2 separate regions of the Homo sapiens genome follow, and region 2 is linked to region 1. The links are chromatin loops, found by intact Hi-C in ENCODE. Cell type or tissue: mammary epithelial cell. All regions are shown on one strand. Each heading gives the region's core, and the rest is flanking DNA. Links, peaks and the distances in the headings are about the cores only. Region 1 overlaps MSN (moesin). Region 2 has its middle 90 kb from the start of EDA2R.

What was found. Hi-C counts contacts between places; a loop is a spot of excess contacts. Peaks named below come from ENCODE experiments on the same cell type or tissue, not always from the same donor. Only the 100,000 strongest peaks of a DNase experiment are listed, where the experiment ranks them.
Region 2: a loop joins it to region 1, with 10 times the contacts of the local background. A loop is called at or near these places in 3 of 110 quality-filtered maps.

Annotation. Positions count from the first base shown.
Region 1 is chrX:65,741,271-65,750,250 of GRCh38, reverse strand. MSN (moesin) reads right to left here. Exons shown (of 13, transcript NM_002444.3): 13 at 8,320-8,980. Among named protein-coding and RNA genes, the nearest start is that of MSN, 78 kb to the right of the region's middle. In mammary epithelial cell, for the core only: a CTCF peak has its summit at 4,065; a DNase peak (open chromatin) is centred at 5,130; H3K27ac peaks cover 358 bases.
Region 2 is chrX:66,724,353-66,733,332 of GRCh38, reverse strand. No RefSeq gene overlaps it. Among named protein-coding and RNA genes, the nearest start is that of EDA2R, 90 kb to the right of the region's middle. In mammary epithelial cell, for the core only: CTCF peaks have their summits at 1,709 (motif pointing right), 4,128 and 4,451; a DNase peak (open chromatin) is centred at 4,302; H3K4me3 peaks cover 318 bases.

The DNA of each region.
Region 1 (8,980 bases), core at 744-8,743:
ATGTGAATTTCATCTCAATATTAAAAAATTACAATTAAAAAACAAAGTAAAAAGATGCCACGAGATTTATCAAATGGAGAATATTAATATAGAGGTGTAAATTATTTTTAAAAATAACCAAACAGAAATTCTAGGGTTAAGAAAAGTTCTTCATGCTGAAAGAAAGTGACTCTAGACAGCAATTTGAATCCACACATAGAAACAAAGAGCAGTAGTAAAGTTATTTATGGAATAAAAGACAGTGTAAATTCATATTTCTTCTCTGTTCTCCTTAACTGATTTAAAAGACAATTGTATAAAGCAATATGTATACTGTTGGGTCTATACCATATAGAAATGTAATATATTTGACAGTAATAGCCCAAAGGAGGTAGATGAGAGCAAATTTATATTAAAGAAAGAAAATATAACAAAATCTATAAATGTATACTTGCTTTCCTCTTTTTCTCCATTTCTTTAATAGACTTGAAATTGTATAAAGTAATAACAATATATTATTGCATTTGTGACATATATAAATGTAATATATATATATATATATATATACATAACAATAATAGCACAAAAGGGGGAGATAATAGAGCCATGTAAGTGTTTCTTTATCTCACCAGAATTAAGTTTGTATAAGTTGAAGGTGATTTTCACAAGTTAAGACGTATATGTTAAGCCCTAGAGCAACCACTAACAAAATAACTAAAAAAAAAAAAAAAAAAAAGGCAGAAAACACTAAATAAATTAAAGTGTTACATTAGGAAATACTTACTGCAAAAGAAAGCAATAAAGGAGGAATAGAGGAACAAAACATGGGCTCCAAGATCAGAAGGAATAATTCAGAAGAAGAAATAATTCTGGATTTTCAAGTTTCAAGAGTGGATTTTAGCAAAGACCCTTTGGGCCTACACTGATTGCAAAAAAAACACACAGCTCAGCAAATCCCTAACAGACAGTACTTGGGCAGGGTTTTACTTTGCAAAGATATTGCATTTGCAAGGAGCAGTTTATGGAGCTATCTTTATTTTGGATATTTTTCCACAAGCCCTTTTCTATTTGGGTGAGACTAAATTCTGCCACTGGTAATAAGACCCTTACCTTACCTTCTCAGAAATGTAGACCATTGAACAGTTTTTCACTTATCCAGAAAAGTGGCAGCTGAACCACCCTGCTGCCAAGTTGTTCTATTTACATAGACCCAAAACTCACCAAAGATACCCCTAACCAGGATGAGGAAGAAAATTGTACTAACAGAGAAAGACAAGACAAGGGGCTCAGGCTAAACTAGAAGTTTTCTTGGAGAGGTCAATGGATATGTAAAAATAGTGGGTGGAATTGACACTTCCTAAACCCCTCTGACAAGATCCAAACCAAGGGCTGTGAGAAAAATTAAGTTATTCTGGGATTGGAAGACTTTCAGCTATGGGTGGGCGAATTGGCTGGGAGACAGAAAACAAGAGGTTAAAATAACAATGTCTTTTGACAGCAAATTCTACCACAGGACAGGTCTGCAATTTCACATGGTTATAAATAATCTGAAGAGCAAGGTAATGCTTTTAGTGAAATTGAGTTTCTAATTCATACAGCAAGTGTTCATGTAGAACCTATGTACTAAGCTTGGTCTGGCAGTGGAAGATTTTGTGATGAAAAAGACATTGCCCCTTTTGGGAGGGATTGTATAATCAGGTTGAGATTCACACGTGAAGAGAGCCACTCAGTGTCATTTCATTCATGAGCTGAAGCCAGGGGAGGACCAGACAATATGGTACATTAGTGAGGAGGGGAGGATGGACAGGAGGTTTCCGAGGGAAAGCAAGACTGAAGCTGGTCCTAAAAGATTAGATGTTGGGACTTTGGGGACTCGGGGAAAGAATGGGAAGGGGGTGAGGGATAAAGGACCACAAATTGGGTTCAGTATATACTGTGTTCGGGAGATGGGTACACCAAAATCTCACAAATCACCACTAAAGAACTTACTCATGTAACCAAACACCACCTGTTCCCCAAAAACCTATGGAAATAAGAAGTTAAAAACAATTACAAAATAAATTTAAAAAAGATTATATGTTGGAATTCAGAAAGAAAGAGGAAGATCATCCCAACTAGAGAAAGCAGCACATTCCTAGGGAGGAGCCATTAACTCATTCAACAAACATTGAGTACTTACTGTGTCCAGGTAAGTTGTTGGAGAATACAGCTGTGAACAAAAAAAGTCCCTGCCTTTGTGAAGGTTATATTCTAGATGGACAGATGGGTAATAAACAATAAGAAATAGATAAATTAGATCATTTCAGTTAGTGAGAAATGTTATGAAAAAATAAAGCAGGATAATGAAATAGAGAATGAATTCAAATCATGGTTTGCCTTTTTATTAGCTGTGTAACTTTAGGAATGCTGTTTAACTTTTTTGTGTCTTAGTGTCCTTCCTCATCTATAATATGGTGCAATAACAGCATTTATCTTGTAAGAGCATAGTAAGGGTGATTTAATTTATGCAAAAGGGCTTAGAACGGTATCTGGCACATTGTAAGCCATATAAGTTAGCTATTATAGGTGTGTATGTGAGTTGGGAAGTGGGGACTAATTCAGATAGGGTGATAAAGGGGTACTTCTGTGAGCTGGGACCTGAATGATGAGGAGCCGGTCATGGGAAATTCTCTGGCAAGAACATTCCAGACAATGGGGCAGTTAAAGGCCTGATACTTGGATGAGCTTGGGATATTAATGGAAAAGAAATAAGGACAATGTGGCTGAAGCATAGTAAGCCAGGGAAGGGTGCTAAGAGGTGAAATGAAAAAAGAGGTGAGAAAGGGCCAGATTACATAGAGCCTGGAAGGTAACAGTACAGATTTGAATTTCATTCTGAGTGTGATTAAAGAAAAAAACCCATGGGAGGTTTAAAGTAAGGGAGTGATGTAACCTAATTTACACTTGTAAAAGGTCTCTCTGGCTACTGTGTGAAGAATGGACTGTAGGAGAGCAAAAGTGGAGGCAGAGAGACCTGTTGGGAAGTCATTTCAATTGTCCTGACCAGAGGTAATAATGGCTCAGATTAGGTGATGAATTGGAGGAAGTAAAAAGTAGTTGTGTTTGGAGTCATATTTGAAAGAAGACTGGATAGGCCGGGCTCAGTGGCTCACACCTGTAATCCCAGCACTTTGGGAGGACAAGGTGGGCGCATCCCTTGATGTCAGGAGTTCAAAACCAGGCTAGTCAACATGGCGAAACCCTGTCTTTACTAAAAATACAAAAATTAGCCAGAAGTGGTGGTGCGTGCCTGTAGTCCCAGCTACTTGGGAGGCTGAGGTGGAAGAATCGCTTGAGGACAGGAGGCATAGGTTGCAGTGAGCCGACATCATGCCACTGCACTCCAGCCTGGGCAACAGAGTGAGAGTCCATATGGAAAAAATAAAATAAAATAAAATAAAGAAAGAAAGTAGACTGGACAGGCCTTACTACCGATGAACTGGTTCTAGGAGTGAGAAAAGAGGAATGATGGTGCCTGATTTGGGGGCCTGAGCAACTGGGCAAATGGTGGCATCATTTACTGAGGTGAGGAAGATTGAGGGAGGAAAGGATTTGGGAAGAAAATCAAGCGTTCTGCTTTGACTAAGTAAACTTTAAGAATCGTATTAGATATGCAGGTAGAGGTTTCAAGGGAGCAGTTAGTTGTCCAAATTGAACTTGGAGAGAGTTATGGACTAGAGAGATAAACATGGGAGTCATTAATACATAGGCCATAATTAGTCACTGAACTGGGTGAAATCACTTGTGCCTTGCAGAGAATGTGAGACCAACTCAGGTAGGAATGGAGAAACTGAACAAAGAAAAGAAGAGTAGAAGTTTCTGACAAGTTACTGGCAGCAGAGGATAGAAAGTTGACTGGAGATCTAGTGAGGAGGCCACTCACTAGAGGCAACGGTCCCAGCAGCAGAAGAGAAGCAGATATGGCATTAAAAAGCTATTTGCAGAATGAAAGGCAGGAGATTGGGCACTGGGACCGCGCTAGGGAAAGAAAATTGTCAAGGAGAAATATCCAAGTTCTTATTCTGGAAAAAGGCGTGGATAGTGGCGCCACCAAGTGAGAGAGAGGCATAAGAAGATGAGCCAAGTGGAATAAGAATAAAAATAATATATTTGTTATTCTGAATTTGAAGCTCTAGGAAACATTTAAATCTTGCCTCTGTCACTCCAAGCTATGTGACTTTGGGCAAGTTACTTATCCTTTCTGTACCTTAGTTTCCTTATCTGTAATAACTGCCCTTGTCTCAGAGATACTGTGAAGATATGTGGTAATACCTGTAAAGCACACTGAACAGTAAGTATTTAATAAATGCTAATTACAATTATTATTGCAATGGAACGTCATTATGAGAAAGTCTGGGATTTTGAGGGATGCCAGGTCTAGTATGCCTGGAATGCAAAGTGCTGTGGGGAGATAGATGATGATGGATAGTGGAAGATAAGACAAGTCAAATAGTGAAGAGCCACTAGGCTAAGGAATTTTGGCTTCTTCTTCAAGGAGGATCCAGAGTGAGGGTTGTTTTTGTTTTGTTTTGTTTTGTTTTGTTTTGTTTTGTTTTGAGACAGAGTCTTGCTCTGTCACTCACGCTGGAGTGCAGAGGAGCCATCTCCACTCACTGCAATCTTCACTTCCTGTGCTCAAGTGATTCTCGTGCCTCAGCGTTTCGAAGAGTAGCTGGGATTACAGGCATGCGCCACCACACCTTTTGCCATTACTTTTAATGGCAAAAACAGCAGTAACTTTTGCACCAACGTAATAGATTTTTATGGAGACTTCATTATGTAGGCATGGTTGATTAAACTATTAGCCATTGGCAATCAACTTGACCTTAAGCCCCTCTCCCCTCCCTGGAGGTTAGAGGAAAGTCCCAACCTTCTATTCATGCTTTGTCTTTCTGGTGACCAGTCCCACACTGAAGTTATTAGTCAATCATTAGCATACAAAAAGACAGCACTTTGGAGCTCCCAAGGATTTTAGGAGTGGTATGCCAGGAAATAAGAGGAAGACCAAATATATATATTTCACAATATCGCAGTAGTCCATTCATTTTTATTGTTGAGTAATACCCCATTTATGAATATACAATTGTTTTGTTCATTCTCCTGTTGATGAAAGTCTGGCTAGCTTCCAGATTGGTGCTATTGCAAATAGTATTGCTATGTCTTTTGGTGGACATAAGCACTCATTGCTCTTGGATATATACCCAGCATCTCTACCCATTATTTTTTAAATTAATTTTTTTGAGGTCTTTGTAGATTCACATACAGTTGTAAGAAATTATACAGAGAGATCCCATGTACAATTTACTCATGTTCTCCCAGTGGTATCATCTTGTAAATTAGCCTTCAATATCACAACCAAGATTTTAACATTGATATAGTCAAGACACTAGGTATCACAAGGACCCCTCCTGTTGCTCTCTCATAGCCATATCCATTTCTCACATGCTCTCCATCCCCTGCCTTGTTCTTTAACTGCAGGCAACCACTAATTTGTTCCCTTCTCCATTTCTATAATATTGTCATTTCAAGAATAAGGAATTTCAAGAAATAGGGAAATGGAGAATAATGCTAGAGTGGCTTAAAACAGAACAAATTCTGGAGGTCAGATTGTCAGAGATGCTTGAGCCAGAGCTACTTCATCTAGAATAGGGGCTGGGTAAAAAAAAAGGCTGAGACATACTGGGCTGCATTCCCAGGAGGTTAGGCATTTTTAGTCACAGGATGAGATAGGAGGTCAGCAGAAGATACAGGTCACAAAGACTCTGCTGATAAAACAGGATGCAGTAAAGAAGCCAGCAAAAATCCACCAAAACCAAAATGGCAATGAAAGTAACCTCTAGCAGTCCTCACTGCTTATTATACACTAATTATAATTCATTAGCATGCTAAAAGACACTCCTACTAGCACTATGACAGTTTACAAATGCCATGGCAACGTTTGGAAGTCACTCTATATAGTCTAAAAAGGGGAGAGACCCTCAGTTCTGGGGAAATATCTCCCCTTTCCTAGAAAACTCATGAATAATGTTTAGCATATAATCAAGAAATAACTACAAGTATACTCAATCAAGCAGCCCATACTGCTGTTCTGCCTATGGAGTAACCATAATTTTACTTTCTTGATAAACTTGCTTTCACTTTACTCTATGGACTCACCTCAATTCTTTTTTGTGAGAGGTCCAAGAACCCTCTCCTGGGGTCTGGATCGAACCCCTTTCCAGTAACAAGATGAAAGTCCAAAATGGGCTAAAACTGAGCTAAAACTAAGGTGTCCACAAAGCTGCATTTCTTCTGGAGGCTCTAGGGGAGAATCCATTTCCTTGACTCTCCCATTTTATAGAAGCCACCTGCATTCATTGTTTCATGGCCCCTTCCTCCATCTTTAATATCGGCAACATAGCATATTCAAATCTCTCTGAATCTGACCCTCTTCCATCTTTAATGACTCTTGTGATTATATTGGGCCCACCTGGATAATACAGCACCCTTTCCCTATCTTAAAACCCTTAACCCAATGACATCCCAAGTCCCTTTTGCAACGTAAGGTAACATATTTATAGGTCCCATGGATTAGAACATGGATGTCTTTAGAGGGCCATTATCTTGCGTGCCACATCCATCTTCCTGGGAGAAGTCTACCTGTTTTCCATTTAAAATAAATAAATAAATAAATCATTTACACACATACAACCCAATATCCAAAAACAGAGATCCTCTGGTTGTGGTTGGAGGGGATCTAAAACTCCTTCACTTTCCAAGGCAACAACAGTTGGGATAATCATTAGCAGAGACTCCTAAGGCCTCCTCCTACACTGATGTTCTAGGGACTTCGAACTATATCTGCTACCTTAGAATTGAAGCTGTGCAAATGTCTCCTCTTCCTAGTATATGTCTGCCCACCCCCAGGAGGACATACTGGAATCATCAAATACATACACTGGTGCCTGGATCCCAATACTAGAGGTTATAATTTGATTTGAAGATATGGTCTGGGCTTTGGAATCTTTAAAGGATTCTAATGTGCAGACAAGTTTTTGAGCCACTGCCTCAAAGGGTTGTTGTTAAGGATTTAAAGCTCACAAAACATACGATAACTGGGCCAGGCCTCATGGGCTCCCACCTGTAATCCCAGCACTTTGGGAGGCCGAGGCAGGCAGATCACTTGAGGCCAGGAGTTCAAGACCAGCCTGGCCAACATGGTGAAACCCCATCTCTACTAAAAATACAAAAATTAGCCAGGCATGATGGTGTGTGTCTGTAGTCCCACCTCCTACGGAGGCTGAGGCAGGAGGAGAATCGCTTAAAGGTTGCAATGAGGCAGGATTGCACCACTCCACTCCAGAGTGGGCAACAGAGACTCCATAAAAAGAGTAAGAGAGAGAGAGAGACAGAGAGAGAGAGAGAAAGAAAGGAAGGAAGGAAGGAAGGAAGGAAGGAAGGAAGGAAGGAAGGAAGGAAGGAAGGAAGGAAGGAAGGAAGGGAGAGGAAGGAGGGAAGGAGGGAAGGAGGGAAGGAAGGAAGGAAGGAAGGAAGGAAGGAAGGAAGGAAGGAAGGAAGGAAGGAAGGAAGGAAGGAAATATATGATAACTTACTTTTCCTTGCAAGTGTTGGCTTACCAGGAAGGAAAGTGGTAAGTGAGAGTGCCAGGTCCAGGACAGTTTAGAAGGTTTGTCTGGCCTCAGTTTCCTCATCTGCAAAATGAGGATAACCATATCTAGGCTACAAAATGTTTTATACATGTTTTATAAACTATAAAGTACTACCCAATAGCTTTTGTACATACACACACTCTCCATCCTCACTTCACACTCCATTCCCCACTGCCTTCTGCAACAGGGCCCAAGGTAGTTTCCCTGACCTTTATTGGCACTACAATATGTGAGGGTAGTAGGAGGCAGGAAAAGCCTGAAGACCTTCCTGACAAAGAGGCAGGACAGGGCCTGAGCATCCCAAGAGAAATCAAGAGATACAAATAAGTACCTCTTAGGTCCCAATGCCAGGCAAGTCCAGGAGCATCACATGGTCAATGCAGGATCCACACCCACAGTAGAAAAGTTGGCCTGGAACTACCGAAAGGGCACAGACTATTAAGTTAGACAGTCCTGTGACCTTGGGAAGTTATTATACTTTTTTGAGCCCATTCTCTCCTATATAAAATGGGGATAGTCATATCACCCCTCTCCATAGAACTGAGGTATAGATGAAATGAGACCAAAGATAAGAAGGTAATATATAAATAGAAACTGCAGTGAAATATCTTACAGCTACCCACTCATACCACAAAGAACGATTGAGTCACTGTGAAGTCTTCCTAAATTTTATTGGCACTGAAATAGAACATGGATTGAGCATAAACCCCTCCAAAAACAATTTTTAAAAAACCCAAAAAGTACACAAAAAACCCCTGAATACAAAATCTAACCTTTTCCCCCAGCCTCCCTAAGGGTAAGTTACTGACTTTAAGGCAGCTATTAATAGATTGCCCCACAATTCCAGGTTTCAATTTAGCCAATATAGGACATATCACCAAGTGAGCTAATTCACAGCAATGCACACAAGACTCCTCAAGGTCAGGCACAGAGTGGGGGGTGGTGGCCAGGGGGAATTGAGGGAGGCTCTAAGCTAGGGGCACTGCATGGTGGGACAGGATGGCCCCTTGAGGACTGAACCCTGGGGAGAAGACAAACAGTAATAATAAAAACAAATAACAAGTACTTTAAGAATGGATTGTATGACCTATAGTGACAGATGACATCACTAATACTGAAAGCTTCTTATATTAATAATTTTGGCAAAATGTCATTTTGTAATATAGTATATGCTTTCCAGGTGTGGGGGTGGTAAAGTAATGAGGCCAAAATCATCCTGCCCCAAGACTAATATCTTCTAATGGTGCATTAGCAAGGAAGGCAGAAATCAATATTTAGATATCAGTAGAGTACATAATACTGTAGAAAGAAGA
Region 2 (8,980 bases), core at 455-8,454, 980 kb before region 1:
CCAATATGTACCAGCACAATTTTTTGGAGTGATGATGGATACTGCTCCTTTGTATATCATCAATTGACTTAATACCGGTGTGATTCAAGTGTAGATTAAAGCTTACAATGATACTGATGTGGTGTCTTATGTTACAGATGTTAAAATAACTGATAGCATTAGAAGACTCTTGACAAGAAAAAGAAAACATTACCGATGCCTTACTATAACACTATTTCTAATTTGTACAACACTTTGACAAAGCAGTTTCACTGAATCTCACTAAAACCTTATGGGCATTGTAATCTTCATTTTACAAACGAGAAAACTGAAGGTCAGAGAGGAGAGCATGGAACTAGTAGGGGATCACACAAACAAGAAGTTGAGCTGGGACCAGAATAAAATGCTTTTGACTCCCAGTTTAGTGGTCTTCTCATTACACTGCTTTACATCTGATATTGATAAGGATTTTCTAAAAGATAAAATTATTACTTTTTAAACAGCTGCTTGGCTTTTGATTTACCCATTAAGTTTACAAAATAGAAAACAATTATGCTACTGTCTTCCATATTATACTTAACCACATCTCTCTCAATTTTTAGAGAAGAGAGGCAAAACCATTAATAAATAAAATAAGTTATGATATATGATAATAATGAGCTTCAGACTCATTATTTGATCAGTGCTGTGACACACAAAGCTATATGTACATCTTTGACTCCACCTCTATCAATGCCTCATGATTATTCTTATAGAAGACTCTCACTTTAATAAGAAAAATCAAATAACATTACATATTTATTATTACTACATTAAAACCCAGAACTGTCTTATTAACTTTGCAGTGATTCTTATTATTAAAAATATGAAGATACAAGTCTGCATGTAAAAGGTTAAATTTTTCATGACCTGCAAATCTTTCTTATTAGAATATTTTCATTTCTAGCTATCCAGAGGAAATATATTATTACTTGATTGAAATTGACTGAAGCCTATCAGCAAACTCTAAATGGCAATTCAACAAATATTTCCTGAGTTCTTACTATAAATAAGGCATTGAGCTAGATTGTGAGGGATGTAATCTTTTATAAGAAATAAATCATGCTCTTGAGATGTTGACTTTTTTAAACACCTATTATTATCAAGTATACTTTACCAGGGTCCATGAGTTACTTATCTCAGTGCTCTTCTCCAGTCTCCTTTTAACTGAGTTTCTTGAATTTTAGTATATTCTCACTAAATGGCATTTTTTCTAGAAACCAATTCAACAAGGAATTGGAAAACTCATTCTTTTTATTCAGCTACCTAAAAATAGAGGATAATACACGCCTCCATAAACAACTTAAAAATAGTCAACATAGAAGTACAATATAATATGCCAGAATACAGGAAGACTTCCTAAAGGAGAAAAAGATTTTAAAGTAGGAAATAGACAGTCCTTATATGTGATCATATTCAGAAATATTTAAAAAAGAGACATACAATAAAAATTAAAAGTTGGGAATGTGAGAATTATCAAAGCTTGAATTCAAATCCAGACTTCCATCACTTACTATTTATGTGCCCTTGATAGATGCCCTTATTCCCTGTTTTAGTTTGCTCATGGTAACATTAAGGGTTGGGAGTCACGCTAATAGGAGTGAGCGTTAAAGCTAATAAAACAAAATCACTACCATTTATTAAGCATGTGAGAAACTCAGCCTGTAAGCCCTATAGTTACTGATTACCTATAATCCACAGAAGGGGGCAGTATAGCATAATAAATCAGATTGTGAGCTCCTGTTAGAGACTTGGCACTGAAGGATTACAAAGCCTTGAAATGGACCACTTGGGACATGACCAGTGAGCACCAGAAGGCAGCCATGAGGGACTGCTGAAGACTACATAACCCATTTTTTTTTTCTGGACTACTTAAACCTGGTTTAAGCCTGGCAGTTCTGTGTAATGTTAGAAAGCTGCAAGGAAAAAAAAAAAAAAAAAGACTGACTTTTGATTTCCCACCAATCTTGCCTGGGGAACTGAGACATTTACATACTACTTACCTGGTTTCAAACATTATTGTAAGTATTTTACATAAATAACTCATTTAATCTTCACATCAGCCTTACTATTGTTCTTCCATTTCACAAATGAGGAAACTGAGGCTTAGAGAGGTGAAGTCACTTGCCCAAAGTCACACAACTAGAAAGTGGTAATGCTGGAATTTGAACTCAGCAGAAAAACTAGATCTAGAGTCTGGCTTTTAGTCACAAAGCAAAACAACACAAATGTATGGGCTAAAAGAGTATGGCCTCTGGAATTAGACTGCCTGAGTTCCTATTGAAGCTCTGCTCTTTGCCAGCTGTGTGATGTTAGTCAAGTTACCTCATTTCTCTGTCCATCGGTTTTCTCACCTGTAAAATAGAGATAATAATAGTACATGCTTCAGAGAGATGCTGAAAAGAGTCAATGAGATAAACCTTATAAGTGTGCTAAGGGCTGTCTCTGACACACACTCTGCTAATAGATGTTGTCTATTCAAGTACATAAAGAGAGACGAAGAGCAAAACTTTGTGGAATTTCTTAATCAATGAAGTAAACAGACAACCTACAGAATAGAATAACATATTTGCAAATTAGGCATCCAACAAAAGACTAATATCCAGAATCTACAAGGAGCTCAAACAACTGAACAAGAAACAAACACAAATAACCAATTAAAAAGTGGGCAAAATACATGAACAGACATTTTTCAAAAGAAAGCACATAAGTGGCCAACATAAACATAGGAAAAATTTTATCCCATTCTGTAGGTTACCTGTTCACTCTGACGATAGTTTCTTTTGTTGTGCAGAAGCTCTTTAGTTTAATTAGATCCAATTTGTAAATTCTGGCTTTTGTTGCTATTGCTTTTGGTGTTTTAGTCATGAAGTCTTTGCCCATGCCTATGTCTTGAATGGGATGAACGCTTTTACACTGTTATCGGGAGTGTAAATTAATTCAACCATTGTGGAAGACAGTGTGGTGATTCCTCAAGTATCTAGAACCAGAAATAACATTTGACCCAGCAATTCCATTACTGGGTATATACTCAAAGGATTATAAATCATTCTACTATAAAGACACATGCACATGTATGTTTATTGCAACACTATTTACAATAGCAAAGACTTGGAACCAAGCCAAATGTCCATCAATGATAGACTGGATAAAGAAAATGTGGCACATACACACCATGCAATACTATGCAGCCATAAAAAAGGATGAGTCCATGTCCTTTGCAGGGACATGGATGAAACTGGAAACCATCATTCTCAGCAAACTAACACAGGAGCAGAAAACCAAACACCACATGTTCTCCCTCATAAGTGGGAGTTGAACAGTGAGAACACATGAAAACAGGGAGGGAAACATCACACACTGGAGCCTGTCGGGGTGGGGGAAGAGGAGGGAGAGCATTAGGACAAATACCTAATGCATGAGGGGCTTAAAACCTAGATGATGGGTTGATGGGTGCAGCAAACCACCATGGCACATGTATACCTGTGTAACAAACCTGCACATTCTGCACATGTATCCCAGAACTTAAAGTAAAATTAAAAAAGGAAAACATGCTCAACATCACTAATCATCAGAGAAGAGCAAATGAAAACAACGAGGTACCATCTTATGCCAGTCAGAATGTCTATTAAAAAGTCAGCACAGCTGTTATCTTCATTTTATAGATAAAGAAACTGAGTCTGAAACAGGTTAAGTGCATTGCCTAAGATGACATAGGAAGGATTTAGAGAGGTAAAGATGTGAAACCAGAAAGTCTGGCTCTACAGTTCTGCATTATTGTTATACTATGTTGTCCCTGGCCCGGAGCCCCAACCCCTAAGGCAAGGATTCACCAAATTCTTTGATGAAAGCTATGGACCTTCTCTCCCTACAAGTGCAGAGAAATTTACGTTTTTATTTTTATATACTATTTCAAGGAATTCACTTCCTGACCTTCACCACTGCTACAAACCCTTGTGTATTTCCGGTAGGAATCTCAGATGAAAACTCCTAGCTTTAAAGTTTAAATTCCACCATTCTTAAACTCTGACTCGGCCTCAAACCCTATCAAACCCTATCATTTAACAACCCAGCTCTAGAAAAAGTAGGGCGTGGTTGCGGCACTCATACTGCCCTCTATCGCCGCCTACTGGAATGTCCCTGGTAATGACAACAACATCGCCACACCTGTGGCTTAGAGACCTCTTCGCACTTTCAGGGCGTTTTCACAATAAGGTGCCATCATAGCTCAGGGGTATGAAGCCCCAACTACAGAGGGTGGGGAGTGGAGTCCGGCCTTAAGTCTGTGCCGCCAGTCGTTCCAGCAGAGTCCTTTCCGTCATGCTCTGCTGCACGACGTGTACGGGCGACACCGCCATTTTAGTTTTTTATCAGACTGTCTGCGTCACCAGGAACTATGGCCGCAGCCTTTGGAATTCAGCAGAGGTCGCTGGAGTACATCTTTTTCCTCCCTGACTGTGGTCCTAGGGAAATAATCATGAGCCGCATAAGGACGTTTGGATCAATGATGTCAATGATGGACCACATATATGATGATAGTCCCATAAGATTACCATGGAACTGGAGCTGAAAAATTTCTATAATCTAATTATATCTTTTTTTGTTTGTTTTTAAGAAAGAGTTTTGTTCTTGTCCCCCAGATTGGAGTGCAATGGCACGATCTCGGCTCACTGCAACCTCTGCCTCCCAGGTTCAAGCAATTCTCCTGCCTTAGCCTCCTGTGTAGCTGGGATTACAGGCGCCCGCTACCACGTCTGGCTAATTTTTTTGTGTGTATCTTTAGTAGAGATGGTTTTTCACCATGTTGGCCAGGCTGGTCTCGAACTCTTGACCTCAGGTGATTCGCCTGCCTCGGCCTCCCAAAGTGCTGGGATTACAGGCATGAGCCACCGCGTCTGGCTGCCTAATGATATCTTGATGATCCTGATCCAGTGTAGGGCTAGGCTAATGTGCATATTTCTGTCTCGGTTTTTAACAAAAAAGTTAAAAAGTGAAAAAAAAAAAAAGGAAAGAAAAATGAAAGAAAGAAAAAGATAATTTAAGAAATAGAAAAAAAGCTTATAAAAATAAGGATATAAAGAAAAAATTGTGTACAGCTATACAATATGCTTCCCTTTTAAGCTAAGTGTTCATTACAAATGAATCAAAAAGTTTTTAAAAAAGTAAAAAAAGTTACAGTAAGCTAAGGTAAATTTATTATTGAAGAAATAACTTTTTAAAAAAAATTTAGCCTAGCTCAAGTTTATAGTGTTTATGAAGTCAACAGTAGTGTAATGTCCCAGGCTCTCACATTTCACCCACCACTCACTGACTCACCTAGAATTGTGTCTAGTCCTGTAAGCACCACTCATTAGTAAATGCCCTATAGAAGTGTATCTTTTTTTATCATTCATACCATATTTTTACTGTACCTTTTCTACGTTTAGATACACAAATACTTACCATTGTGTTACAATTGCCTAGAGTATTCAGTACAATGACATGCTTTACAGGTTTGTAGCCTGGGAGCAATAGGCTATACCATGTAGCCTAGGTTATGACATCTAAGTTTGTATCATAGTACATGCTGTGATGTTAGTACAGTGACAAAATTACCTAACAGTGCACTTCTCAGAATGTATCTCTGTCGTTAAGCAAAGAATCACTGGAGAAATCACAACTTTCTAACCTGACCTACTTCCTTCGAAGACTGGATACACTGCTTTAGCATGCACATCTTACAATTCACCATTCCTTGACCTTCTAATGTTGTCTTTTTCATGTTGCCTTTTTCTTTTCTTTTTTTTTTTTTTTTTTAGCTGTAATGTTTGCAAAACTCTGGGGTTCTGAATGTAGAAAAACACAACCCCAGTTTAAGACGTCCTCTTCCGATCCCTCAGTTTCTTGCTGTTCATACTTGCCATCTCCATCTCTGTAGTCTTCCTGATTAACACCTTCCAGCTTCAGATCTGGAAGTAGTAATCCGAGCACTGGACTGGAAATCAGATCAGACCTGTTTCACATTTAAAGCTTTGCCTTTGTATTAGTTCTGTGACAAGTCACTTGACCTCTCTGTGGTCTCAGTTTATGAAATTGGAAGGAGATTGGTTAATATGGGAGGATCTCCATGAGCCTTTTCTGTTTTGGTCTGCTAGGATTCTAAAAGTATTCTCTGTTCTTAATACTGTACTTACAATAGAGTCCACCCCAACTTTATTTATTCATACCCAAATAAATACACAACAAATATTTCTTAAATGAGTGTTGCTTTCCCAGTGCCTTTCAATATGCCTGGCATATAATACGTGTCCAATGATATTGAATAATAAATGAATTTGCCTCGTGCCTGTAATCCCAGCACTTTTGGAGGCCAAGGCGGGCGGATCACAAGGTCAGGAGATCGAGACCATCCTGTGAATGGAGAAACCCGGTCTCTACTAAAAATACAAAAAATTAGCCGGGCGCTGTGGCAGGCGCCTGTAGTCCCAGCTACTCAGGAGGCTGAGGCAGGAGAATGGTGTGAACCCAGGAGGTGGAGCTTGCAGTGAGCCGAGATTGCGCCACTGCACTCCAGCCTGGGCGACAGAGCGAGACTCCATCTCAAAAAAAAAAAAAAAAAAAGTTTAAGACCAGCCTGGTCAACATGGTGAAACCCTGTCTTTACTAAATATACAAAAAATCAGCCGGGCGTGGTGGCGGGTGCCTGTACTTGGGAGGCTGAGGCAGGAGAATCACTTGAACCCAGGAGGCAGATGTTGCAGTGAGCCGAGATTGTACCATTTCGCTCCAGCCTGGGCAACAAGAGTGAAACTTCGTCTCAAAAAAAGAAAAAAAAAAACAAAAAAAAACGATTTTGCAAAACCTCATCAATTTCCCCAACATCTCTTGCTTCATTTTCTTCCTTCTTCAGTATTTAGTCAGGCACTATTCATCTCTACCTGGATTATTGGGAAGCCCCTTAATTAGTTTCCCATGCCTAGTCTTTCTTTCACTAAGATAATTTTCCTTAAAACACAATTCTGTAATACTATTTTTTGTTCCAAAATTCTACAGAACTCTCTATTGCTTATGGGATCAAGTCTTAACTGACCCACCAGGCAATCAAGACTCCTCTTCAACCTGACCCCTAATTAGCCTAATTCTCCAGGTAAACACAATTACTTCCTATTCCTCAACCCATGTCTTACTTGCTTCACTCCATGTCCAACAAGCCCAGGAGAGAGATAATAAGGACCTGAGTGAGCCTAGCTGGGGCAATGGGGAGGACAAGGGGATGGATTTCAATAAATTTACACAGAAAATGTACCTACCTTTTCTGTCTCCTTCGCTTTGCAGTAACTGCCAAACTTTTTCAAAGAATCCTTCCCCTCATTCCGGGAACAATACTAGTAAATAATTATTAGGTGCTTCTTGTGTGCAAAATATTGTACTAAGTGCTTTGTATGTATTAATGCATTTAATCTTCACAATAGCCTTTGGGGTAGGTACTCTTAGTGTCCTCTCTTTACATATAAGACAGGCAGATTTAAGATTAAGTAACTTGTTTAATGTCAAATAACCAGTAAAAATAGCAGAGCTAAGACTCCACCCAGGTACACTGTCCCTAGTTTAAATTACTACGGTACTTTACTAGATCCCTTTCTTGGCTGCCATGACACTGCTTATTTCTGATTCTCTATTTCTTTTTGTGAAACATCATAGCCCCTTTCTTTATTGTCTTTGCCATCCCCAATATAGAAATCCCACAAAGTTGTTTCTTTTTAATGTATGTACATTGTTTTTTTTTAAATTATTTTTTACCGTTTTCTTTTTAAAAGCTTTTTTGTAGATTTAGGGGGCACAAGTGCATTTTGTTACATGGGTATATTGAGAAATGGTAGAGTATGGGCTTTTAGTGTGTCCATCACTTGAAAGGCTGCATGGCTTACATTGTACCCAACAGATAATTTCTCATCCCTCACCCGTCTCCCACCCTCCCACTTTTTGGAGTCTCCACTGTCTATTATTCCACTCTCTGTGCCCATGTGTACACAATATTTAGCTCCCACTTATAAGTGAGAACATGTGGTATTTGACTTTCTCTTTCAGAGTTATTTTATTTAAGATAATGGCCTCCAGTCTCATCCATGTTGTTGCAAAAGACATGATTTTATTCTTTTTCATGGCTGAGTAGTATTCCATGGCATATAAATACCATACATTCTTTATTCAATCTTCTGTTGATGGACACTTAGGTTGATTCCATGTCTTTACTATTTAATAGTGCTGCAATAGACATGCAAGTGCAGGTATCTTTTTAATGCAATGATGTATTTTCTTTTTGGAAGATACCAAGTAATGGGATTGCTGAGTAATAGGTAGTTGTATATTTAGTACTTTGAGAAATTTCCATAATGTTTTTTGTTCAGGTTTTGCGAATTTACATTTCCACCAGTGTATAAGCATTCCTTTTTCTCTGCATCCTTGCCAATATCTGTCGTTTTTTTGACTTTTTAATAGCCATTCTGACTGGCATAAGATGGTACCTCATTGTTGTTCTCATTTGCTTTTCTCTAATGATTAGTGATGTTGAGCATGTTTTCCTTTTTTATTTTGCTTTAAGTTCTGGGATACATGTGCAGAATGTGCAGGTTTGTTACACAGGTATACATGTGCCATGGTGGTTTGCTGCACCCATCAACCCATCATCTAGGTTTTAAGCCCCTCATGCATTAGGTATTTGTCCTAATGCTCTCCCTCCCCTTGCCCCCCACAACTGACAGGCTCCAGTATGTGATGTTTCCCCTCCCTGTTTCCATGTATTCTCACTGTTCAACTCCCACTTATGAGGGAGAACATGTGGTGTTTGGTTTTCCCTTCCTGTGTTAGTTTGCTGAGAATGATGGTTTCCAGTTTCATCCATGTCCCTGCAAAGGACATGAACTCATTCCTTTGTATGGCTGCATGGTATTCCACGTACCACATTTTCTTTATCCAGCCTATC